Regions from separate parts of the Homo sapiens genome. Here region 1 is linked to region 2. A link is a loop called in an ENCODE intact Hi-C map of the cell type or tissue named here. Cell type or tissue: natural killer cell. All regions are shown on one strand. Each heading gives the region's core, and the rest is flanking DNA. Links, peaks and the distances in the headings are about the cores only. Region 1 overlaps ZNF804B (zinc finger protein 804B). Region 2 has its middle 25 kb from the start of CLDN12.

The links. Hi-C counts contacts between places; a loop is a spot of excess contacts. Peaks named below come from ENCODE experiments on the same cell type or tissue, not always from the same donor. Only the 100,000 strongest peaks of a DNase experiment are listed, where the experiment ranks them.
Region 1: it touches region 2 in a loop (19-fold over the local background); 9 of 110 quality-filtered maps call a loop at or near these places.

The regions. Positions count from the first base shown.
Region 1 is chr7:88,783,350-88,796,187 of GRCh38, reverse strand. The region is part of intron 1 of ZNF804B (zinc finger protein 804B); the gene reads right to left. It overlaps TEX47 (testis expressed 47), which reads left to right and starts at 451. Exons shown (of 2, transcript NM_152706.4): 1 at 451-548; 2 at 1,142-2,082. The coding sequence starts at 1,246. The coding sequence ends at 2,007. In natural killer cell, for the core only: no CTCF peak of the experiment used is centred there; a DNase peak (open chromatin) is centred at 6,537.
Region 2 is chr7:90,422,194-90,435,031 of GRCh38, reverse strand. No RefSeq gene overlaps it. Among named protein-coding and RNA genes, the nearest start is that of CLDN12, 25 kb to the right of the region's middle. RefSeq lists a silencer at 9,363-9,657. In natural killer cell, for the core only: a CTCF peak has its summit at 7,047 (motif pointing right); a DNase peak (open chromatin) is centred at 7,081.

The DNA.
Region 1 (12,838 bases), core at 2,414-10,413, 1.6 Mb after region 2:
GAACTCATGTGGATGCAATTTTAAGAGATGCATCTCTTAAGACACAATTTTAAGAGGTGCATCTCTTAAAATCACATTAAGTTAAGTAAGCCAAATCTTACTATAGAACTTTCTCATCATATATTCACCATTAGATAGATTCAGATATGTGTTCCTGAAGTCTTTAGTTAGTGTCTAAGTAGAACAGAGGAGTTCTACAACCATACTTTTTATTTATCAAACGGAAAAAAAGAAAGGAAAAAGATGTCCAGATTCTCACCATCTGTCTGACTTACAAATGCACCTGACTAAAAATAAACCATTCAGGAATAAGCCATTCACACTTCCTCTGCAGTGACTTTGAAGTGTTTGTCGAGATACCCGTATTAAGAAACTTGGCGCTCTGGTCCTTTAATGGTGCTGACATTCTGACTCACGTATGCCCGAGGGAAGGCAGAACACAGGACAGCTGAGAACACCAGAGGACTGGCAGTTGGGAGCCTGATGGAGGACAAGTAGGGCCTCGAGGACAGGTGCGTGACAGAAGCACAGGAAAAAAAAGAAAAATGGTAAGTTGACCTGGAAAAAAAAATTGAGGAGATTTGTAAGCAGAGTAAGTTAAAGTAGCAGAATACTTTCATGTAGCCCTTACAACAACAAAAACAACAAGAAAACAAATAAAGGGGGGAGAAATGAATCATTTCTGAGATTCGTCGATAGGAGAAAAAACAAAGAACCAAAACTTTTCCCTTGAAATGTTTACTGTTATTATTCAAGGAACATTATTAACTATTAGTGACATGACTAAAGGTTACATAAGCTAATTAGGACTTAAAAAGCCTTGGATTTTTTTTTAAAAGTTATAGATCAGTTAGATTTGTAAAAGAAACTGGAAGAATTACCATAAAATACCATTTTTAAAAAATTTGGCTTATAAAGGACAATCTGTAATCACCATTACATGACATTTACAAAGTTTTTTCCTAGGATATTATTTAACTCTTTCGTTGTAAACTTTTAAAAAAGTCTATAGTTTGAGTATTGTTTTAACATTGTCTTTCATTTCAAATACATTGTTTCCTGATAAAACTGGCAAAAGATTGGGATTTTACTATTTAGTAACATTTGACAAACCGTGATTTACTCTTTTTTTTTTTGTCAGAAGAAATAAAAACACGAGTTCATCAGTAAAGAGGTACCCTGGCAGCATAAATATTATGATAAGCTAAAAGCTGGAATCATCTGGAAAAATAAATAAGACTCCTCATGTCCTTTTCGGTCCATAACCAGAAGGGCAGCAAAAGGCCTTTGCCACTGGAACCTCTTCTTTTTCTCCAAGTCCCACGTAGCAATTACCTGCACTTTCAAGAAGAGAAACAACGACTACACCTAAAGAAATTCCTTCTTGATAGGATGTTTCTAGTGGCCAAGATACAAGCAAATGTAGAAAGAAAAGATGTTGCTGACTACTATGAACAAATGTTTCAGTCAGTTTTGAAACATCACCTAGGAGAAGCAGTGACAGGATTGCTGCTCATCTATCCCACTTCCATTCTGCATATCCTCGAGTCCTCCAGCGACACTCTCTACAAAGTTCTTTTAGATTATATTGGCCATGTCAAAGATGAAACAGTATTTTTTATTCAACAAATGAAAATTATAGTCATTTCTCATAACATTCCAATGAGGCTTTTTATGCAATGGCATGTTTCAGTGATAAAAGTTCCAGTTATGTATCTCGACGATGTGACACAGTCACAGTCCCTAAAGGAGGTCATCACAGATTTTCTCACACAAACTCATAAACTGTCACTCTACCTTTGCCAGACTATGAAAGTAGGCACTAAAGGACCAGGCGATAACTTACACCAAGTTGCACCTGACCTACTCCTCCCAGAACAAATCATAAAGTACTTGTGCAAATCCGAAGAATTCATGGACCCGGCAACATTTATAAACATGTATAATAGACCCATACACATCACTCTGGATTCTGAGGTGGTATGGCCTGCTCCTTCACGTTTCTAGGATTGAGAGGGATAATGTGCCCATGTCTCTTAAGGAGTTTGTGCTACTTAAATAAAAAAAACATTTTTAAAGTTACTGGTGTCTTTTAAAAGAAACAGAACATTGCAATATACACAGAGGTAATATATTAATCTTTATAGAGTATGTTGAGCTAAACTTTAAAATGTATCTATTTGTTGTGGTATTAAGTTCAATACATTATTTTACTAGGTAGATGGGTTTAATAAGTTTATCATAAGCTCTCAAATATTAACATCATTTTCATGAATTGACACTTTTCAAAAAAAAGTATGGCTGAAAAAAGACAAACGGAATTCAGATTATCATCCAATCCCTCAAGAGTTAATAAACAGTCACTACTACATAGCAGAAGTATAGTGTTCTGAGGGTACAAAATCGAGAAGAAAAATCCCACCCTTGAGTTGCTTGCAACCTCAGGTTAGAGGCAAGTACATGTAGAAGTAGTTACGATATGACATATAATGTAATATAATATATCATTATAGTAGCAGTATATAGGAAGGGCTTTGAGAGCACAAGTAAAGGAATAATCACTGTATAATTCCTGCATTCAGAAAACAAAATCTAATTATTGAAAATATTTCCAAAGCCCACATATTCTGGCCTATATAATCAAGAATATTGAGACCATTATAAAGCTACAGAAAACAATAGCTATTCGGAATGAAATGAAAATACATTATCAGGTGGCATTGTGCTACTCCATGCAACATCATTTATTGAACATCCCTCTATGTTACAAACATTTGCCAGGCACTGAGGAATATGGCAGGGTACACAGAAAACATTATCTGCCCACTATTAACACTTACTTCTAAATGATTTTATGTAAAATAAACAATCTGGTTATTTTCTCAATTCACTTTCTAGAAAGCAACTAATTATATATAATTTCTATGTGACCAATTTCAAGTTGATCCCTTCTTTTATCCAGATGAATATTTTTTGCATTGTTTAAAAGTTTTTAGCTTGTTTAAACAATTAATTGACATCAATATTTTGAAAACTGCAATGATATTTGTCCCAAATCACCTTAACATCTTACGAAACCAACTTTGGAGTTAATGGAGAAAATACTTATCATTATAGTTTTATTTTTTATTATTTTTTTTTCATTTTTAGCTTCTTTGAGGACAAACCAATCTCAGTGTGCACCTCAATTTTTCATTTGAAGAAAATTTTGTTCTGCATATGAAAATACTGACCAAATTGTATGTAACAAACAAAATGTATATAATAAACAAAAATGATATGCATCATTGTTACATAACAGAATCAAATTTTAGGGAAGACCATTCTATTTTCCAAATTTTGTAATACTTCATTAATTAGAATGGTATTTTTCAGTTTTAACTGAAGTTTCTTTCAAGTTAGTAACAGAAAAAAATGTTTAAGATAAAATGAGAATTCTTCTAGCTAAGAAAGAGTATATAACTTTCAAAATTTATATCAATTTAGAAAAAAACACCTAATATTAAACAGCATTATGCTGTCTATTCTTTGAACTGTGAAAAAGACACAGGGGCATGTCAATAGTAAATGATTAGTGATAAACTGACTGGAAACGTAAGTAAATATTTTCCCAGCAAAAAAGGAATAGAGAAAACGTTCAACAAAGATACAATCCTTGGTCCAGGATTAGCATGAATGTGAAAGTGGTTTGGGAGAGAAGACGAGCATATGTAAGAGAATAATGGATAATAAATGTTTATTGGATCAGATAGAATTCCTTTAGCAGGGTGAATTTTGTTTGGGAATATTATTTTCTAAAGTTATCTAGTGAATAGAAGTTTGAATTTTGGATAAAAATTATATATTTATAAATCAGAAAATATGGCATATTGTATTTTCCAGAAATGGTTACTGCAATATATCCAATCCCACATGCCTTTCTTACAACATGAGCTTGATATTCCTCCCATTGTGTAGTGGCTTCTAACTCTCTCCCCTTGAATGCAGGCAGACCTCTTCTGTGACTGCCTTAACCGATAAAATACAAAAGAAGTTATTCCGTGTGATCTCGAAGGCTAGGTCATAAAAATGTGCACTTTGCCTTGCTCACTTGAATGCTAGCTCCTGGAATTCAAACACTATGCTGTGAGCAATCCAGCAATTTCAGACAACATCCCCAGCTAAGGTCGCAGCCAACAGCCCCTATCATCCACTAGACATGTGAGTGAGTGAGACTTCAGGTGACCCCAGACCCCAGGCTTCCAGTAAACCTGGGAAGCCAGCTCAGTTGACATTGTGTGGAGAAGAAATGAGCTGTTTCCACTGAGTCCTGCCCAAATCAGAGTTCTGTGAACATTAGTGATTATTGTTTATTTAACCACTAAGGTTTGGGTGAATGATTACGCAGCACTGTGGAAAAATAATACATATGTAATGGGAAAAATAATATATACGTGTATAAGCTCTTTGTATCACTTATTATTCATTAATTTATGTACCAAAATTTATTGGATAGCTACTGGTAAAAATGTACTAGTAGGCCAATCACTGTGCTAGTCACTGGGTGTACAAGTAGCAATAGGGGGTATATTCAACACACTGCCTGGCATAGATTTTTTATGGGTCTATAATACTTTTTGGTGTGAGAATACCAATAGAAACCTAATTCACTAAGCCAAAAAGAGAATTATTAACAATCTTAATCATTTTTGGAAGAAGTTATAGAATATCTCTCAACGATAAAATTGCTGATTTACTTAGCATATCGTAATTTTAAAGAATTCATGAAGGCTCACTATGAAAATAACTGGAAAATAAACACAGTGTGACTATAAACAATTTCATTTATATAGTTATTTGTTCATTTTTGTGAACACATCAGAATGAATGTATTCAAATAAATTTACCCCGTATAGGAGTCACTTCAGGAAGATTTATATTTGTCCAGGTAGCAACACCATTGCTGAAAACATTTTGGGACCCTTTGGCAGTTGAATAAAGGAGGTTTATAAATCAAAGGGAGCTTAAATATTTTAATTATATCTAATTTTTGATCTCCAAATTATTGTTATACTCCAACTTAATTAGTAACTTTAAGATTTGATCTCCATTGATAGAATTTTTTTAATTTATACTCACTCTCAAAGACAGATCTGCTGTCACTGAACATATTAAAAAGAGCGTGACAATGCTTCTAAGGGGAAGTACAAATTGTCTTCAGTAACAAATGAGTTATTGAGATACTTATATAGGTCACTGATATAATGTCTTTAAATTGGACTCATTTAGCTGTGTATGTTTGGGTACATTTGATAAAATCCAGAAATCTTACATTTATACCTTACAAATTTAGCTTAATGAAATCCAAAATGTAAACTTTTAAGCCTTAGTATGACTGATAAGGTAATTCTTAACTCAATGAAAGTTATAATAGAATGCAGATACATGCACGCGTATGTTCATTGCAGCCCTATTCACAATAGCAAAGACATGGAATCAACTCAAATGCCCATCAGTGATAGACTGGATAAAGAAAATGTGATATATGTATATGTGATATGTGATATGGAATACTATGAATATATACTATACAGAAAAAGGAACAAGATCATGTCCTTTGCAGGGACATGGATGGAGAAGGGAGGGCATTATCCTTAGCAGACTAATGCAGGAACAGAAAACCAAATACCTCATGTTCTCACTTATAAATGGGAGCTGAACATTGAGAACACATAGACACAAGGAGGGAAACAACACCCACTAGGGCCTGTCAGGGGTGCAAGGGGAGGGAGAGCATCAGGGTAAATAGCTAATGCACGTGGGGCTTGATACCTAAGGGATGGGAAGACAGGTGCAGCAAACCACCATGGCATACATTTACCTACGTAAAAAATCTGCACGTCCTGCACTTGTACCTGGAACTTCAAATAAAATATTTTAAAAATAAAGAAAGCTATAGTTGCCTTAAAATAAAATTTTAAATAAGAGTACATAACTTAACCCACAGAAAAATGAATATTTAACAGTGTGAACATATAATATTTAATATTCATATAACAGCGAACATATATATAAAGCCAATGATCACATAACATTCAAATGATGTGGCCAGCACCATTCTAATTCTTTTCTTTTTATATGAATACTTGAGTACAGACTGCCCCGTTGATAATCCTATGCTTGTTTCAGAGTTGACATTCAAGAAGGTAATAGATTTCTTGCAGAATAACTTAAATAATATTACTTGAAAGGAAAAACTCTTCCAGGGTGAATTCTAACATTCTACTATCATAAATTTAATAAAAAAGGCATCTGGATCCCTTCATGGAGCATTATTGCTTAATACAAATAGAATTTGACATCCAGTGACTGTATCATAACTCTACAAACACAAAACCACATTTCAATTAAGTTAAACCTATCGTTAGCAGTAGAATGCCCCAACTTCCACAAGGAAGTGGAAATGAAGCAGCCTATCACCAACCTCACATAGCCAAGTACTTTCAAATCATTTCATATTGTATTAAATAATTTAATGCAGAATTAAAGTTCTCCCCCTTGTGGTCAGTTACTTAAATTTCCTGATTACCTGTGGACAGGATGTATGTAGTAAAAACAGTGCATAGATTTTAAGAGCATACAGAGAGAACCCAAAAAGTACCTTTCAAATATCTGTTTGACTCCTCTTATTCCACAGATAAAGATTCTGAGACCTAAAGACATTAAGGTGTTTTGCCAATGGTAAAAGGAAATGTAACAGTATACTGGTATAACAGTGTAACAACAGTAACAATAAAAGCAAGATAACAGTATTCTCCCATTTAGGGTCTTGTGATTATTAACTTCACCACATTAATTATGCAGACCTTTATTCCTCTACAAGTAAGTAACTTTAAGCAAATTATGCCTGTCTACTCACTTTTTCTCATTAGTTTAGAACTTTTTATTGGTATGGACAGTTTATAATATCTGAGAAAAATTTTATATTAGCTGGCCTCATGTTGAGTTGCTATACAAAAAAACTAGTTCTTATTACCATTTCTGTGTTTTCTTATATTTTTGAAAGACCAACTTTGATACATTTTATTTTGGTTATTTGTTTAGTTGTTAATTTCTAACAATGGTTGGACTTTGGATTTATTAAAATACTTTTGCTAGTATGTTTCTATATAGGCAGAAATGTAAAAGAGATTTTCCATACAATTTAGACCAAATATATTTTATTTAAGCATAAGTAGATATAAATTTCAAATGAAAAAGAAACCATTTTTAACTGAATGTGAATATTTATAGAATTAGTTCACCTGTAATTTCAGTTGAAAAGATTACCATTTATCCTTAAAGAGGATATGAAGAGAATAATAGTGTTGTCAAGGCATTCTTCTCTTTCCCTGATCACTCTAGTTGCACACTTCTCTAATTCATTCTAATTAATGCCATGACCTCAACTCCCATCTAAGAGATAATGACTTCAAATACATGTTTGTATCTTCATTAATTCATTTAACAAATATGTGTTATACAACTATGTTGTTTGCATTCCTGCCTACACCCTGAAGATACAATGGTAAAAAAGACAAGGCCAGTGTTTCCAGTGAGCATATACTCTGGAAGAGGAAACAAAAAACAAATAAACAAATAGAGAAAATGACTTCAGATGGTTTCATGTGCTATGAAAAAAGTCATAATGTTGACAGTAACTAATGGGTCTGGTTTACATTCGGTGGTCAGTGAAGCCTTCTCAAACTGAGATCTGAATGAAAAGAGGTGGGGTGGTAACGGTCAGAACATTCTATATGACAGAACAACAAGTGTAAAGGCTCTGGGGGAGGAGCAAGCTTGGTGTGTTGAAGGACAGAAGGAATACCAGAGAGACCAGAGTACTGGAAGCAAGAGGGGAGTGAGGTTGGTGACAGTGGCCAGGGTTACACTATGTAGGGCCTTGTTGCCATGATTAGGGGTTCTGGATTTAATTCTACATGTTTTCTTCACTACTACACCAAATTCCACCTGGCCTCCAGTCCTCATGCAGGGCCTTCTCAAGAAGTCCCACTGGAACCCCACAGGCATCTGCACCTCCACATGCACTAGATGAATGCATCATTCCCTGCCGCCACATTCCTTCAACCTACCCCTCCCTATACCCTCTTTGTTGCTATAAAATGAACCACTCTCCAAACGGCTGCTAAGTCAGAAATTCAAAAATTATCCTAGATTCCTTTCTTTCTTTTTATGATTGACAGCCAATCAATCCAATCCTCATCTGTTTTCCACAGTGTTCCCATTGTCTGATCTTGTTTCTGTGCCCTGCTTAGGCATTTTCCTCACTCCAATTTCTTCTTCCTACTCTCTCTTCTCAGTTATGTCATGTTTCTATCAAACATAAAGACAGTATAGCAGAAGGTTTAATCAAGAGAGCCACTCTGGTGTCAAATTGCTGAACTGAAACCGGGTTCTACAACTTTTTAGAAGTGTAATTTGTTTCTTTACCTTTCTGTACCTCAGTTTCCTCATCTGCACAATGAGAGTGATAACAGGATCTGTATTTTACGATTAGTTATTGGTGTTAACCCATAAAACAATGGTGTAAAGTTCCCATCATATGGTGACATCTTTGAAGAACGTTTAAACACTTCATTACAGAATTCACAGTTTGAAACAGTTAAATTCACTGCAACAAAACTGTGCAAACCTCATCTTTTAAGTAATATTCTCAGATTCATCTGTCACATATATATATGTAAACTCCTAGTAATAAGGCCTTTAAACTCAATGAGAAGGAACATCTTTAAAGAAGTGTGCATAAACACTTACTCACAGAGTTCACTATTTGGTTAACAGGTAAATTCACAGTAATTTGAGTATAGTCAGCACTCAATAAATATTATTCCCCTGATCAAAATTATTCAATGGATTCCATTTCACCTTCAGGATAAAAAGCAAAATTCTATAATAAATAATCTGCAAAGCCTTGATTCTCTGATCCATGCTTACTTTGCTACCCAGATTCACCTTATGGTTTTCTCTTGTCTCTTTCTCCTTTCTCATAGTCTTTTCTCACACTTTGTTCTCTAACAGTTCCCTAATTTTTCCATGCTCTTTGCTTCTATCACCCTTCCTCACTTCTCTTAGCAAAATTCTGCTTAGCAATCAAATTATGTCCTCTGTGAAGACTGGCAAACTCAAGGAACTTTTTTCTGTCCTCACTGTACATGGTACTCAACCACATTCTAGAAATTCTGCTGCCATGTTTGTGTGCACACTCATCTTCCTGCCAGCAACTTGTAAACAATTGCCATGGCCTTTTTTCATTTGTATATTTAGTGTCTTATCACAAAAAGGAATCATTTAAAATATCTGTAAGAATTATTCCATAAGGTTAATTTTACTTTTATCAAAAGTGTTATGCAATCTCATAAACAGGCCATTATCAATATTTTCATTATTGAAATGGAAATCAAACAATTTTTGTTGGAATTATCAAGCAAAAATTGCTCCTTCCTGGTTGGATATCTCCAGTATTGCTATCTTTAGATGAGGTGTAGGTCATATAAATTATATTAAATTTTATTCTTTGTTGAAATAGCTAGGCACTAACAGTATTTTCTGATATAAGTGAGGAACTCCTAGGAAAGAAAAACAGAATAAAAGCAGTTTGATAAATTAAAATAAATTAAGCTAAAAGAGGAATTAGCCCAAAGATTATTCTTAGCCTGAAATCTCCTACATCTCCCCTTAATCTTATATCTGCATTCAGTAAAGAGAAAAAAAATCAGCAGTGCTTATTGAGCTTAATTTCTTCCTTTAGTCAAATAAAAGTCATTCAAACATTAATCCAAGAATTATTTATTGATTGCCCATTATATGCAGAGTCATATCCTAGGGACTATGGAAGACACAAACACATAAAGGGCTCTCTATAGCTCTCCCCAAATTCACTGGTATAGCATCTACTCTATTTGCAATTAAAATTTAGGTGCCAAGGTGTCCTTTGGTACTATATTGAAATAGCTTGCCCACTATTTCTCTCAAATGGTACTGGGAGTATATGACAAATATTACATTTTATTTTCTCTCTGCATTTAGTTATTCAGCAAGGATGAGCTGAAAAACAGTGTCAGGCACTTTGCCAAGCATCAGCAGGGGTACAATCATAAGCAAAATAAGCATAATTTCTACCTTAGAGAGCATGCAGGATCTTTCTCCCTTCACCCCAGACATATAAAAGGAAATTAAACAATTATAATAAGTGTTGTCATCCTGGATATACAAGTTACAATGGTTTCCTAACTTCACCTAATTTAGAGGATCAGGAATGCCTCTAAGAGAACAAAGACACAGGGATTTCTGAAAGTTAAATAGAAGTAAGCCAATTAAAAGTCAAGGAGTAGGAGGGGAATGTTCCTGGCAGAGGAGATTTTATGTACTTATCTATATATGTATGTATTCTAGCAGAGGGATATTCTAAAATCTGAAGGCAAGAAGAAGCATACTGTGTTGGGAGAACTGAAAGAATTTCTACAAGGCAGGGCCTCAAGTACAAAGGGGAGTCATAAGAGATGAGGCTGGATAGCAAGGTATGGGGCCAGATTATGCAAACATTTAAAGCGGAATAAAGAAGTATCATGACCTTATCTTAATAGAAATGGAAAGCAGTTTTATTTTTATGAGAGAAATACTATGGTTAGTTATGCATTATAGAAGGACCACTCTGAATTGTGGGAAACAGATCGGATGAGAACTAGGTAACGAGACTGTATAGATACACCTTAAGAGAAGAGGCTATTACAACAATCTAGGAAAGAGATAATAGAAGTCTGTACAAAAACAGACTCCTATAGTGTCCTTTACTGAATAGAAAGAGGTGGAAAGAATCAAGAGACGTGTCCAATACCTTGGTATTTGTCTGAAAATAGAATGTTAAGAAGAGGAAAGAGTCTAGGATGAAGTACCAGGCAGGTGAAGATGCCATTCCCTAAGATCAAGAATATTGGAGGAGCAACAGTTTGGGTTTCACAGGGAGTGAGATGAGGTTTGTCGTTTTGAACATGCCGAATTTGAGGTGTCTGAGAATCATCAACGTTATACTGTCCAATACAGAGTTTGATGTATTTCCTCAAAGCTCATAGGTAGATCTGTCAAGAACATGAAGATTTGTAAATCAATTTCTGGATAATGACTGAGACTTCAGGAATGGTGCTATCTATTACCCACACAAATATATAGAATAAGCAGAGAAGAAAGCCTCATTCTAAATCTTGAGAAATGCCTACGGAAAATAAAAAGAGCCATCTACAAAGAAATCTAAGATAACATAATTTAAATTGCCAAGAAGCAGAAAAAGAAAAGCAGAGAAAGAAAAGAACATTCCCTAAAGAGGAGAATACTCAACAACATCAATTTCTGCCTCAAAGTCAAGTAACAAAGAAATGTAAAAGTAAGTTTAATAACAAGAAGGTCACTGGTGACTTGGAGAGGGTGACCTATGCAAAGTGGCAGAGGCAGAAGCAGGATTTGGTGGGTTGAGGAGCGAGAGTCTGGTGAGGAAACAAGTATAGACAGTATTTCCAAAAGCTTGGCCGTTGGCAGTGAATGTGCGGAGTATATTTAAAAATATAAAGGTCACTTTTAGGATTCTAAAGTTTTTGGTAAAAGGAAGATCACCTCTTTATTCTGGTTTCCAGTGAGGTTGGTTCTGTCCTTTCATGTGAGATTCAATGTCCAATTGTGGCCCCAGGGTAAAAGGGCTCTATCCAGTTTTGAATGGCAGTGTATAATAATCCTGGACTTTAAAGGTCCCCGAGTGACTATGTACACAGCTCAGGAACAGCATGTTGTCTTCTTAATAAACATTTGTTTAGATAAATAATTGCACTAATCTCTAGAAGAAACTAAGCTGTGCAGAAAGTGAGTTTAGAATATGTGCAAGCTCTAATGTTACAGCTCAAGCCTTGGGTTAATACACTGCTATTTCCATGGTCAAACTTTTACAGTTAATTGCAGATTGTCTCCTGTGTTCTATATACTTTATGGATCAGCCACATTGTATTTATAAATTTTGCTCTGAAATTTGGCCCTTATCCAGGTCACTTCTTTTTTTGCCCAGTTAGGGCATGCTAGCAAGTCACAAATTATAATCAAATCTCACTTTTCCAAACTAATGACTTTAAAGAGCAATAATGCATGATCCAAAATGATGGTGAATTCATGAACCATTTATCTCTGTAATGTATATTCATTAATTATATTCATGAAACTTGTAATGTATATTCATTAAATGTATATTCATTAAACTTGACTATGAATATGTCTTATATGACATTCATAACAAAATGATAAAGCATTTCAACCAAAATGACCCAAGGGGCCTTGGAAATTTTTCCAACTTCTCTGTTCCCATTTCCTACTATGTTCTACCGTTTATATCACATTTTATGTTGCAGTAACTTCTTAGAATAAACTAACGTATCATGTTTTTTAGGATGGAAGATGCAAGGAAGTTCAATCTACTCTTTTACCATTCCCATATTATTGTAACGATTCTCTGCAGCTATGTTTCTCTTTCCCTGTTTCTCTGAACATTTTTATTCACAAAAGTGAAGACAGTAGTATAACAAACCTATTTACCCATCACTCACCTTCGACAATGATCAGCATCTCTTTTCAAAATGTACTATTTTTTAAGAAATATGACTATCATACCTCTAAGATATTATGGATGAAGACATCACACTAAGGGAACTTCTAATACTGTCTATTCCAGCCCAGTGTCTCAGTGAGGAAAATGAAGCATGTAGAGATGCGCCCAAAGTCACAGCACTAATCAATAGGAGTGTGGAAGCTAGAGGTAGTCCCCATC
Region 2 (12,838 bases), core at 2,440-10,439:
GTCTATCTTATTTCTTAAGTCTAATGGTAATTGTTTTATAAATTTGGGGGCTCCAGTGTTACGTGCATATATATTTAGGATTGTGATATTTTCCTGTGGGACTGATCCTTTTATCTTTATATAATGTCCCTCTTTGTCTTTTTTAATTGTTGTTGCTTTAAAGTCTGTTTTGTCTGATATAAAAATAGCTTCTCCTGATCACTATTGGCTACCATTTGCATGGAATATCTTTTTCTACCTTTTTTACCTTAAGTTTATGTGAGTCCTCATCTGTTAGGCAGGTCTCTTGAAGAAGCCAGATGCTTGGTTGGTGAATTTTTATCCATTCTGCCATTCTGAATCTTTTAAGTGGAGCATTTAGGCCATTTACCTTAAATGTTAGTATTAAGATGTGAGGTAACATTCTATTCATCATGCTAGCTGTTGCCTGAATGCCTTGTTTGTTTGTTTTTTATCATTGTGTTATTGTTTTATAGGCCTTGTGAGATTTATGCTTTAAGGGAGTTCTGATGGTGGTGGCAGCCCATCTGGAGTGGCTACTGTGAGGACAACAGCTGCAATGGGGGAGGTATGGTCAGGGTTGCGCACTCTGCAGAGCTGGTGGGGATCAGGAACAGGTGATCCCAGCGGGAGCCCTGCACCCTACCAAGTTGGCAAGGTGGGAGCCCATGCTCCTGGGTGCAGCTGTATCCATCCAGCCATGGCTCCAGACCTAGGCATCCCTGCATTCCCAGGGGCCTGGGAAGCCCCTGCCTCTGCAGGCTCAGAAGTGCCTGATCCCACTCCCTAGCCTCTCCCCATTGCTGGTGCCAACCCTGGTGTGGAGCAAAGTTGCAGACAAACCTGGGTGCTGTTGCAACCCCGCCACGTGTGTGTGCACTCGGTAGTGCTGACATGCCAGCCTCCTGCTACCTTGGCCCTGTCCAGACTTTGGGTGCTAATGAGCACAGGAGGAAGGTCAGGGGGCTGAGGGCACCTTGGTGCAGGCCTGCAGGCACCCCGGGCATAGACAGCCTGGGTGCTGTGGATGGTATGTTGATGGTGGCAAGAGGTAGACAGTTTCCTAGGTGAGAAGGGGCAGGTCCCTGGTGAAACCCCACCCTTAAGTTAGGGACAGCCTGAAGCCTGGGGGTTGGGCTGCCAGTTCTGGGTGGAGTTCATGACCCAGAGTGAGAACTTCATTGATGCCCTTCGGCCAATAAGATGGCCTGCCCATGGCTGCACATGGACCAATCAGCATGCACTTCCTCCATTCTGAGCACATAAAAACCCCAGACTCAGCCAGACTCAAACACTGGTTGAGACAACCTGCCTGTGAATAGGAGCTACCAACTTTGGGTCTCCTAAAAGCTGTTGTGTTGCTCAATAAAGCTCCTCTCTGTGTTGCTCACCTTCCAGTTGTCCATGTAACCTCATTCTTCCTGGACATGAGACAAGAACTCAGGACCTGCCGAACAGTGGAAGTGAAAGGAGCTGTAACACGTTCCTGCCTGGCTCAATGAGCTGCAGGTGGTGACATGCTCCTGAATTATGGAGTGAAGAGTGGCAACCCTTCTGGATTCCCTGAGCCAGAGCTGCTGTAACACTATAGCTCTCCTGCTCTCTGCCAATGCCAGGTGGCGCCCCACACAATGGGAAGCAGTGGTGGGGCTAGGCCAGCCCAGGAGTCATGGGCTGGAGTGAGATGGCAGGACTGAAAGAGCTGTAACACAAACAGGCTGAAACATGCCCCCACAAAACACATCTCCCTGCTCACTGTGCTGTGAGTAACAAGAAGGAGAGAAGAAATGCAGCCCTTCTGGGAACCCAGACCTCAGGGCTCCTCAAGCCAGGGCTGTGACATGCTGTAACACCCTCTTTGGAGCTCTGTGGTTTTTGGTGTCTCCGAGCTTTCAGGTCCCACTGCATTCCCCTTGTCTAGACACTGGTGCCCAGAGCAGAGGCCACTTGCAGTACATCTGGTCCAGCCACAGCCTCGCATGGAGCCAGTGACTGTGCCGGCACCTGAAGCTGCCCGCCCCGCCACAGCAGCCAGTGCACCTGGCTGTGTGCAGTGGCGGGAACCTGTGCTCATTCACTCACACACTCCTCCCTGCCGCATGCCTGGCTCGCCCTTGGCAGGCATGGGATCCGAGCCAGTAGCTTGAGCTGAGTGCAGCCTGCTGAGCCCAGGAGGCATGAACAAAACTCAAGCAGAAACACCACCAGCCACAGAGGTTTCTGGCTGGTGAAGTGACACCCCTAAGGATCCTGTGACCGTTCTATTATGGTGTATTTTGAGGTTTTGTTTCAAGATTTAGAACTCCTTTTAGCATTTCCTTTAATGCTGGCTTGGTAGTGGTGAATTCCCCCAGCATTTGTCTGAAAAAGACTTATCTCTCCTTCATTTATGAAGCTTACTTTTACTCAATACAAAATTCTTGGCTGACAATTATTTTGTTTAAGGAGGCTAAAGATAGGACCCCAATTCCTTCTGAATTGTAGGGTTTCTGCTGAGAAATCTGCCGTTTATCTGATAGGTTTTCCTTTATAGTTTACCTGATATTTTTGCCTTATAACTCTTAAGATTCTTTCCTTTGTCTTGACTTTAGATAACCTGGTGACTCTGTGCCTAAGTGATGATCTTTTCATGATAATTTCCCAGGTGTTCTTTGAGCTTCTTGTATATGGATGTCTAGATTTCTATTATTCTCAATTATTCCCTTAAATATGTTTTCCAAACTTTTAGATTTCTCTTCTTCCTCAGGAACACCAATTATTCTTAGGTTAGGTCATTTAACATAATCCCAAATTTCTTGGAGGCTTTGTTCATTTTTTAAATTTGTTCTTTGTCTTTGTCAGATTGGGTTAATTCAAATGCCTTGTCTTTAAGTGCTGAAGTTCTTTCTTGTACTTGTTTGATGCTATTGTTGAAACTTTCCAGGGTATTTTGAATTTCTCTAAGTGTGTCTTTCATTTCTAAAAGTTGTGATTGTCTTTTCTTTATGATATCTATTTCTCTGGAGACTTTCTCATGCATATTCTGTATTATTTTTTAAATTTCTTTAAGTTGTTTTTCACCTTTCTCTGGTACCTCCTTGAGTAGCTTAATAATAAACCTTCTGAATTCCTTATCTGGTAATTCAGAGATTTCTTCTTGCCTTGAATCCATTGCTGGAGAGCTAGTGTGATCTTTTGGGGGTGTGATAGAACTTGTTTTGTCATACTACCAGAATTACTTTTCTGATTCCTTCTTATTTGGGTAGACAGTTTCAGTAGAAAGATCTAGAGCTCAAGGGCTTCTGTTCAGATTCTTTTGTCCTAGAGGGTGATCCCTTGATATGAAGCTCTCCCCAGTCCCCTAGGAATGGGGCTTCTGAAGAGCGGACTGCAGTGATTGTTATTGCTCTTCTGGGTCTAACCCCCAGCAGAGCTACCAGGCTCCAGGTTTGTGCTAGGGTTGTCAGCAAAGAGTCCTGTGATGTGATCTGTCTTCAGGTCTCCCAGCCATGGATACCTGCTCCAGTGGAGGTGGCAGGGGAGTAAAGTAGATTCTGTGAGAGTCCTTGGTTGTAGATATGTGTAGTGTGCTGGCTTTCTCAAATGCTGGTTATGCTAGCAGTGAAGTTGTCATGTGGACAGACTCAGGACTTCTGGTTAGCCAAGGTGTTGCAGGTGGTGGAATTAGCTGTTGTTTTCTCCTTCTTTGGAGTGGGGTTGCTCTGTTATGAGTTGCTGTAATGGCTTGAGTTGGTTGGCTTCCAGCCAGGAGATGCCTCTTTCAAGACAGCACCAGCTGCAGTAGTAGGAGGGGGATACAAGCTTCCCCTACATTGCCCAGGATAAGTTCTCAGGTTTCTCAGGCCATGAGCAAGGCCATAGAGCTCCCAACAGTTTATGTCTTTTGTCTTCAGCTAGCAGGGTCAGTAAAGAAATACCATCAGGTTGGGGCAGAGTTAGCCAGGTCTGAGCTCCGGCTCTTCTTGGGCGAGACTTGCTATGGCCACTGTAGGGGATGGAAGGGTGGTTCTCAGGCCAATGGAGTTATGTTCTCATAGAGATTATGGTTGCCTCTGCTGTGTCATACAGGTAGCCAAGGAAGTGGGAAAAAGCCGGTAGTGACAGACCTCACCCAACTTCCACACAACCAGCAAGGCCAGTCCCACTCCCATCGTGCCCGGCCAACAGCACTGAATTTATATCCAGGCAGTTAGCAAGCAGGGCTGAGATCTTGCCCCAGGCTACAAGCCTCCCTGCTGAGAAAGCAAGTAGGGCTCTTAGGCCTTGCCCTCCCTGCCTGCCTATTCCTTTGGTTGTGCCTCCTGTGCTTGTATCTGCACTTCCTGTTCATACCCCTGGATTCTGCTCAGGAAAATTTGTGCTCATTCGAAATTATTACAAAGTTCAGCTAGAAGCTTCCTTCACCCTGTGACCCCTTCCCAATTCTGCTAGCTGCCTTCCCCAAGGACCCCTGTGAGATAAAGCTGGGGACCAGGAGTACCTACAGGGCTCTTCTCGTTGCTTCTTCTACTTTTATATTTCACTCAGCTCCCTAAAGCTGTTTCAGCTCTAGGTAAGGTTAAATCCTTCACCCATGATCTGGATATTCAGGTTCCCCAGTAGGGATATATATTCAGAGGCAGAGTTTTCCCCTCTCACATTTTGGGAATTCACCATTTGTTCAGTTATCTTACAGAGTTTGCAGTGGCAAGCCTCTTCTTTCTTTCTTTTTTGTTTTTTTGAGACAGAGTCTCGCCCTGTCATCCAGGCTGGAGTGCAATGACGCGATCTCAGCTCAGTGCTACCTCTTCCTCCCAGGTTCAAGCGATTCTCCTGCCTCAGCATCCCTAGTAGCTGGGATTACAGGCATGCACCACCACACTCGGCTAATTTTTTATATCTTTAGTAGAGACAGGGTTTCACTATGTTGGCCAGGCTGGTCTCAAACTCCTGACCTCGTGATCCGCTCACCTCAGCCTCCCAAAGTGCTGGGATTACAGGTGTGAGCCACCGCGCCCGGCCAAAGCCGCTTCTTTCAAAGGGTCTGTGAATTATTTGTTTTCCTGGTATGTTCCTGCAGTGGGTCTTGGAGCAAAAGTTCACAATATGAGTCTCCACGCACTGTTTTGTCCATCCAAGTGGTAGCTGCATGTTAGTTCTGTCTCTTATCTGCCATTTTCCTAATGTCTTCTTATCCTTTGCATATTTTTGACATCTTTTCTCATTAGTACAGATACCTACACTCAATGTTTTTAATAGCTATACTTAAATTTACCAATCTCCTCTACATTGCTAGGGTAAGAATAAAGTCAAATCCCTGCCTACCCTGTTTCACTAAAATGCTATTAATAGATAGATGAAAGACTTAAATGTAAAAACTAAAACTAAATAACATACATGATTATGTTACATAAATAAACATACAATATTTTTAATTTTTGTCCTCTGGGAGAGGATGTATTAGTCCCTTCTCATGCTACTAATAAAGACATACTCAAGACTGGGTAATTTATAAAGGAAAGAAGTTTAATGGACTCACAGTTCACATGGCTGGGGAGGCCTCACAATCATGGCAGAAGGTGAAGGAAGAGCAAAGTCACGTCTTACATGGCAGCAGGCAAGACAGCTTGTGCAGGGGAACTTCCATTTATAAAACCATCAGATTTCATGAGACTTATTCACTACCATGAGAACAGTATGGGAGAAACCACCCCCATGATTCAGTTATCTCCATCTGGTTCTGTCCCAGACATGTGGAGATGACAATTCAAGGTGAGTTTTGGGTGAGGACACAGTCAAACCATATCAGAGGAGATGGACATTTTAAATATGACATGAAACTAAAACTATAAAGGAAAATACTAGTAGTGGACACAGTAGCTCACACCTGTAATTCCAGCAATTTGGAGGCAGGAGGATTACTTGCACCCAGGAATTCGAGACCAGCCTGGATATCATAGTGAGATCTTATCTCTACTAAAAATAGAAAAAAAATAGCAGGGTGTGGTGGCACACGCCTGTAGTCCCAGCTACTTGGGAGGCTGGGGTGGGAGGTTTGATTAAGCCTGGGAGATTGAGGCTGCAGTAAGCTATTATCATGCCACTGTACTCCAGCCTGGACAGCTGAGTGAGGCTCTGTCTCAACAACAACAAAAAAGGAAAATCCTGATATACCTGACTATATAAACATTAAAAACTTTACAAAGCAAAAAATAGTCACAAAGCAAACTAAGAAAAATATTTTCAATGCAAATGACAGTACATTTCTTCAATATGCAAAAACCTTTTACAAACAAGATGCTTATGAACCAGTAAATCTTTAAAAAATGGGATGAATATGTATGTTGGCGCTTCACTGATAAATAAATACCAATGGCCAAAGAAAATAAAAAACAAAGAAAGAAAGGAGAAAAATGGTGGGGCAGAGGCGGGGGGTGGGGGAGCCATAAAAAGATAAGCTCTCTCATTCATTAAGAAATAAAGACTGGCCAAGCGCGGTGGCTCACGCCTGTAATCCCAGCACTTTGGGAGGCCGAGACGGGCGAATCACAAGGTCAGGAGTTCGAGACCATCCTGCCGAACACGGTGAAACCCCGTTTCTACTAAAAATACAAAAAAATTAGCTGGGCATGGTGGCGGGTGCCTGTAGTCCCAGCTACTTGGGAGGCTAAGGCAGGAGAATGGCGTGAACCCGGGAAGCGGAGCTTGCAGTGAGCCGAGATCGCACCATTGCACTCCAGCCTGGGTGACAGAGCGAGACTCCGTCTCCAAAAAAAATAAAAAATAAAAAATAAAGACTAAAACAAAAATTAACATATTTGATAATACTCATTGTTGGGATGATGAGAAGAAATATGGAAGTTCGAATTGGTACAAACTTCTTGGGAGGGTGAATTGGCAACATCAGCATTCTAAGTACACATATCCTTTCACTCAGAAATTCTACTTCTCCATCTTTATCTCATATAGTTAAGTATATAAAATGTACAAGGATATTTATTACAGTATTTGAATAGCAAGTTCTCATTTAAGTGGATTTAGCTAAGGAAAATAGCGTATGAAACCATTTCTTGGCATTACTTAGGTTAGCCACTAGATGTCATGATTGTTCCACAGAAATAAAGCTATAGCCAGGTGTATAAATCAAATTGGGAATACTTTTGTTATGTAGTCCTTCACTTTAAAATAAGTAGTTCTTATACATGCCACCCAGCACAACTCTAAAACAAGGACAGTTTGCCACATAACAAAATGATCTTCAAAATGCCTTTTAGATATCTAAAGAAATCTCAGTGAGTTTTCATATGCTTTCATGAGGCTTTAGTCTCTTAAAAACGCTAAAATTGGGTAGGTTCATATGGTGTGATCTGGGGGCTTTCGGGGGAACTCAGGCTTCAGAGAATCTCACCTCTAACATGTTTGTCACCTGAAATCTCACCACTGAAGATTCATTGTGGGGAGGTTAAAGTTTCCAATCTTTAGAAGTGGCATTTATTTTTTATTTTTCTATATAGTTTTAAAAAACCTTTGGCTTCAGCCAACCCTATAGGAGTGGCATTTTAAACTGTAAAATATCTCTGCGTGGAGTGACCCCCTCAAGTACTATTGCTGAATCGTTTTAAAGATTCTTTGGGTTTTAAACAAGAACGAGGCCCACGGTGAATAAAATATAAGACAGATGCCCAGGAAAAGGGACAGGGTGGGTGACAGTGCACTAGGAAGAGGTGGCTTTAGCCTGGGCTCTTATGTTCACTCTGGTGTCCCTTAAGCTAAATATGACACAACTCAGTGTGACCTTACTACTGAGAAATGTGAAAACATGAGAAAACCTAAGGCCCTAGATAACATTTAGCTTATCAAAATCCATATCATCACAGATGCTTCCTGATGCTCTCACATAGAGCTGCATACTTTATGCTAATGTAAAATAAATCATCACAAACAGATGAGGAAACAGATATCACTTATTTGTTCCTGTACTCATAATAAACTAATCATTAAAACAAGCATTCAAACCAAATCCACATTTAGTTTCTGATTAAGAAGTTCCAAATATAAGAATTGCATGTAGACGTAGGGCTAAATAAGTATTTGGCCATAAAATAATAATCTTTTTTTTTTTTTTTTTTTTTGAGATGGAGTCTTGCTCTGTCACCCAGGCTGGAGTGCAGTGGCGCGATCTCGCTCACTGCAAGCTCCGCCTCCCAGGTTCACGTCATTCTCCTGCCTCAGCCTCCTGAGTAGCTGGGACTACAGGCGCCCGCCACCACGCCCGGCTAATTTTTTTTTGTATTTTTAGTAGAGACAGGGTTTCACCGTGTTAGCCGGGATGGTCTCCATCTCCTGAGCTCGTGATCCACCCGCCTCGGCCTCCCAAAGTGCTGGGATTACAGGCGTGAGCCACCGCGCCTGACCTAAAATAATTTTTTTAAAGAAAAGAGTAGGTGATAGAGATTAAACAGGAAAGTGAATCAATAGTGTTAGGTGATAACATTTAGCAATAGTCGCGCCTTAACTTAGTTTTATATCGAGATAAAATAAAATAATGACAATGAACAGAGTAGAAAAGGCCTCATCTTGGCAAATGAAGATGTGGAATACCAAACTTGAAGACACAGCTGTTTTTTAGATATCTTCCATTTGAAAGAAATTGTATGAACAGAGTAACATGTATAAGAGTGGTTTTTTTTACTTGTATGTATTTATGAGGTACAAGTGTAATTTCGTTACACAGATAGATGTTGCAGTGGTAAAGTCAGGGCTTTTAGGGTATCCACCACCCAAATGATGTATATTGTACCCATTAAGTAATTTCTCACCATTCAACCCCCTTCCACTCCCTCACCTTCCTGAGTCTCTATTGTCTACTATTCCACACTATATATCCATGTGTACACATTATTTAGCTCCCACTTATAAGTGAGAACATGTGGGATTTGACTTTCTGTGTCTGACTTGTTTCACTTAAGATAATGACCTCCAGTTCCATCCACATTGCTGCAAAAGACACTTCATCCTTTTTATGGTGGAATAGTATTCCATTATGTATATATGTATGTTATTTATAGACACCAATCAATTCCTAATATTTTCTGTCCACGGAGCATTCTACAATTTTTAAAAGCAGGTTTACATGTTATTTTATTTTTTCATGAAGAATTATTTTTTGTTTTGATATACAATTTTTTTCTAGTCTATCTAAATGAACTAAATTACATATTCTTTAGCCTTAGGCATTTCAAGATGAGGAAAGTAAGTCTGAGTATTGAGTTTTGAACAAATTTTTATCTAAAAAGATAGAATGGCATAAATGCCCAGTACCCTCTCCCCCATCCCTAGCCTGGGAGCAGAACACTTACAGCTCTGGCATACATCTCCAAAGGGTGGACATGGAGGCTAACTGATGAAATATAAAAGGTTCTTCCTGGCCCATGACTCACATGTGTACATTTCATATTTCCTGTCCCAGAATTGAAAGGTTAGGGTGTGTCTTCAACATGATAGAAGAACAGCGCAGTAGTTCCAGTCTGGGCTGAGGGTTGGGTCTTTTTAATGTGTCTCCTCCACCTACCCCAACTGCTGTCCAACACAGTGGAGCCAACTTTTTGTTGGGCTCTTCCTTTGAGGCTAACATATCAGAAGTTGTTATTTCTCGTTCCTATTTTGCTCTTAAAATCCTGGTATAAGTTAGTGTAGGCCTTAAAACTATTGATTCAATTACTTTATCTTAATTAGGATGGCCAGTTTAACCAGAAAATGCTTATGGTTATATTCTATTCCCTTGGATTCATAATGCATTTTGAATGAAAACATACTCATTACCCTAATCCAAATATTAGTATGGACTTGGCATCTGCTTTTCTTTCTGGGGAGACAAACCATATACAAAGGAATATTCTAAAACACAATATGACACCTGATTCACCGTCTTCAATCCTAGCCCCTAAATTAAGTAACAGTAAGCCAGAACTTAAAGAAAAACCCACTGCACCCTCACAATCTCACTTTGAAAGATGATTATTGTTCTCAACTAACACATGTGGAAACTGAGAAACGAAGTTTTCAGACACCTACTCAAAGTTGCCCAGCTAGTAAGACAAAGACCTGAAACCACAGAAATCTCAATTCTTCTGACTTCATGGTATCTCTGCTGCATCCTACTTGTAAATGATGTGAGAGATACTGCCCAATGTCACATGTACGTGCATCTCTCAACCAACAATCTGGATGTGTTTTCTCTTCAAGTCCACTAAGGTAGTGGAATCACTTCCTCTACCACGTACACTTGTACATGTACAAGTACATGTACCATGTACACTTCTATGTACAATTGATCTTCACTATTTGTGGATTCCACATGTGCAAATTTGCCTACTCACTAAAATGTATTCGTAGCTCCCAAATCAATACTCACTGTACTTTCATGGCCACTCTTGGACATGCACAGAGCCATAGAAACTTGAATGGCCTGATGTGCATGTTCCCAGTTGAGGTCTAAGATGGCAATACTCTGTCTTCATTTCAGGTCTTATCGGGGGAAATTCAGCCAGATATCAGGCGAAATTCACCCCTGATATTTCACGTACGTTCTTTTCTATTTTCCCTATGTGTCAGCTGGTTTGAGAAATAAAGGGATAGAATAAAAAAGAGAGAAATTTTAAAGCTGAGTGTCCATGGGAGACATCACATGTTGGCAGGTTTCGTGATGCCCCACAAGCGGCAAAACCAGCAAGTTTTTATTAGTGATTTTCAAAAGGGGAGGGAGTGTAAGAATAGGGTGTGGGTCACAGAGATCACGTGCTTCACAAGGTAATAGAATATCACAAGGCAAATGGAGGCAGGGTGAGATCACAGGACCACAGGACCGGGGCGAAATTAAAATTGCTAATGAAGTTTTGGGCATGCATTGTCATTGATAACATCTTATCAGGAGACAGGGTTTGAGAGCAGACAACCAGTCTGACCAAAATTTATTAGGTGGGAATTTCCTGGTCCTAATAAGCCTGGGAGCGCTACGGGAGACTGGGGCTTATTTCATCCCTAAGCTTCGACCATAAAAGACGGCCACCCCTGAAGTGGCCATTTTAGAGGCCTACCCTCAGGGACGCATTCTCTTTCTCAGGGATGTTCCTTGTCGAGAAAAAGAATTCAGTGATATTTCTCCCATTTGTTTTGAAAGAAGAGAAATATGGCTCTGTTCCACCTGGTTCACCAGCAGTCAGAGTTTAAGGTTATCTCTCTTGTTCCCTGAACATTGCTGTTATCCTGTTCTTTTTTCAAGGTACCCAGATTTCATATTGTTCAAACACACATGCTCTACAAACAATTTGTGCAGTTAACGCAATCATCACAGGGTCCTGAGGGGACATACATCCTCCTCAGCTTATGAAGATGATGGGATTAAGAGATTAAAGTAAAGACAGGCATAGGAAATCACAAGGGTATTGATTGGGGAAGTGATAAGTGTCCATGAAATCTTCACAATTGATGTTCAGAGATTGCAGTAAAGACAGGCATAAGAAATTATAAAAGTATTAATTTGGGGAACTAATAAATGTCCACGAAATCTTCACAATTTATGTTCTTCTGCCATGGCTTCAGCTGGTCTCTCCATTCGGGGGTTCCTGACTTCCCACAAGCTCTCATACCAAAAACAAGTGCCACATTTTTCATGTTTTTGTAATTTTTATTGGTGATTTTGTTTAAAATGGCCCCCAAGTGCAGTTTGGAAGTGCTGTCTTAGCGTTCCCAAGCAGGAGAAGACTGTGATGTGCATCATAGGGAAAATGTGTGCATTACATAAGCTTCCTTTAGGCATGAGTTATAGTGCTATTGGTTATGAGTTCAACAATAATGACTCAAGAATATACATTAAATAAAGTGTCTTTAAACAGAAACACTCATAAAACAAGATTATGTACTGGCCAACTGACGAAAATGTGACCAAAGATTGTGACTTAACCCTGTATCTCCTCTAAGAACAATGGTTCAGTGCTCACTTATTCAGTATGCGTGGCTACTTTACAGAAAATAAGTACAATGAATAACAAGAATAGGCTGTATTTAGACAGTGTCATGGGCATTGGTTTTGAGGTACATCATCTCAACCCTGTGTAATGTCAGGGCCTGTCTCAGCTCCATATCCTCTCCCCACAATAGGGACTACTTCAGCCCATCAAGGTAGTACTTACAGTTTGGTTTGGGTTTGGTAAATTGGTGCTCCAATATCACTCTACCTTTAGAAGTAATAAACAAGGAAGTAAGTTTCTCTGACCACAGCTATTTGGGGGCTGGAATAGACCTGCTGCTTTGACAGTGGGAACAGTGGAAACATCCTTTGCTCCAGGCTATCAGAAAGGGCATCAGGTATTTTAAATTGTGTATTTTACTCACATTAATATCTTCTTAAAAGAATTGGGAAAATTCATTGACTTCCTTGTTTCTGGTGTGGAATCATGAAAAACAACTACCTTACAAGAAGCAGCTAATATTTAAGAGGATTGTTAATTTTCGTAGTCTCTATTTTGGCTGCAACTGCAATAAGAAGCCATGAGAATCCTGGCAAAAGCGATAGCCGTGGCAATGTAAGTCCACAGCTTCCTGTAAGATGTGAAAGAGAGAGCTGCTTTTCTAAAGAAAACATATTTTTCTTGTTTTTATGACCAGCACTAACATCAACTGGGATCCAATATAGAGACTTGCCTTTTATGAATAATCACGGTGAAGCCAGGTGTGCTGTTCTAGACACTTTACCTGCATTCCTTCACAACAGTGTCTAATCCTCACAATAACACCAAGAGGTAGAAGGCATTGTCCTCATTGCAGATGAAAATCTGAAGTTCAGAGGATAATTTTCCCA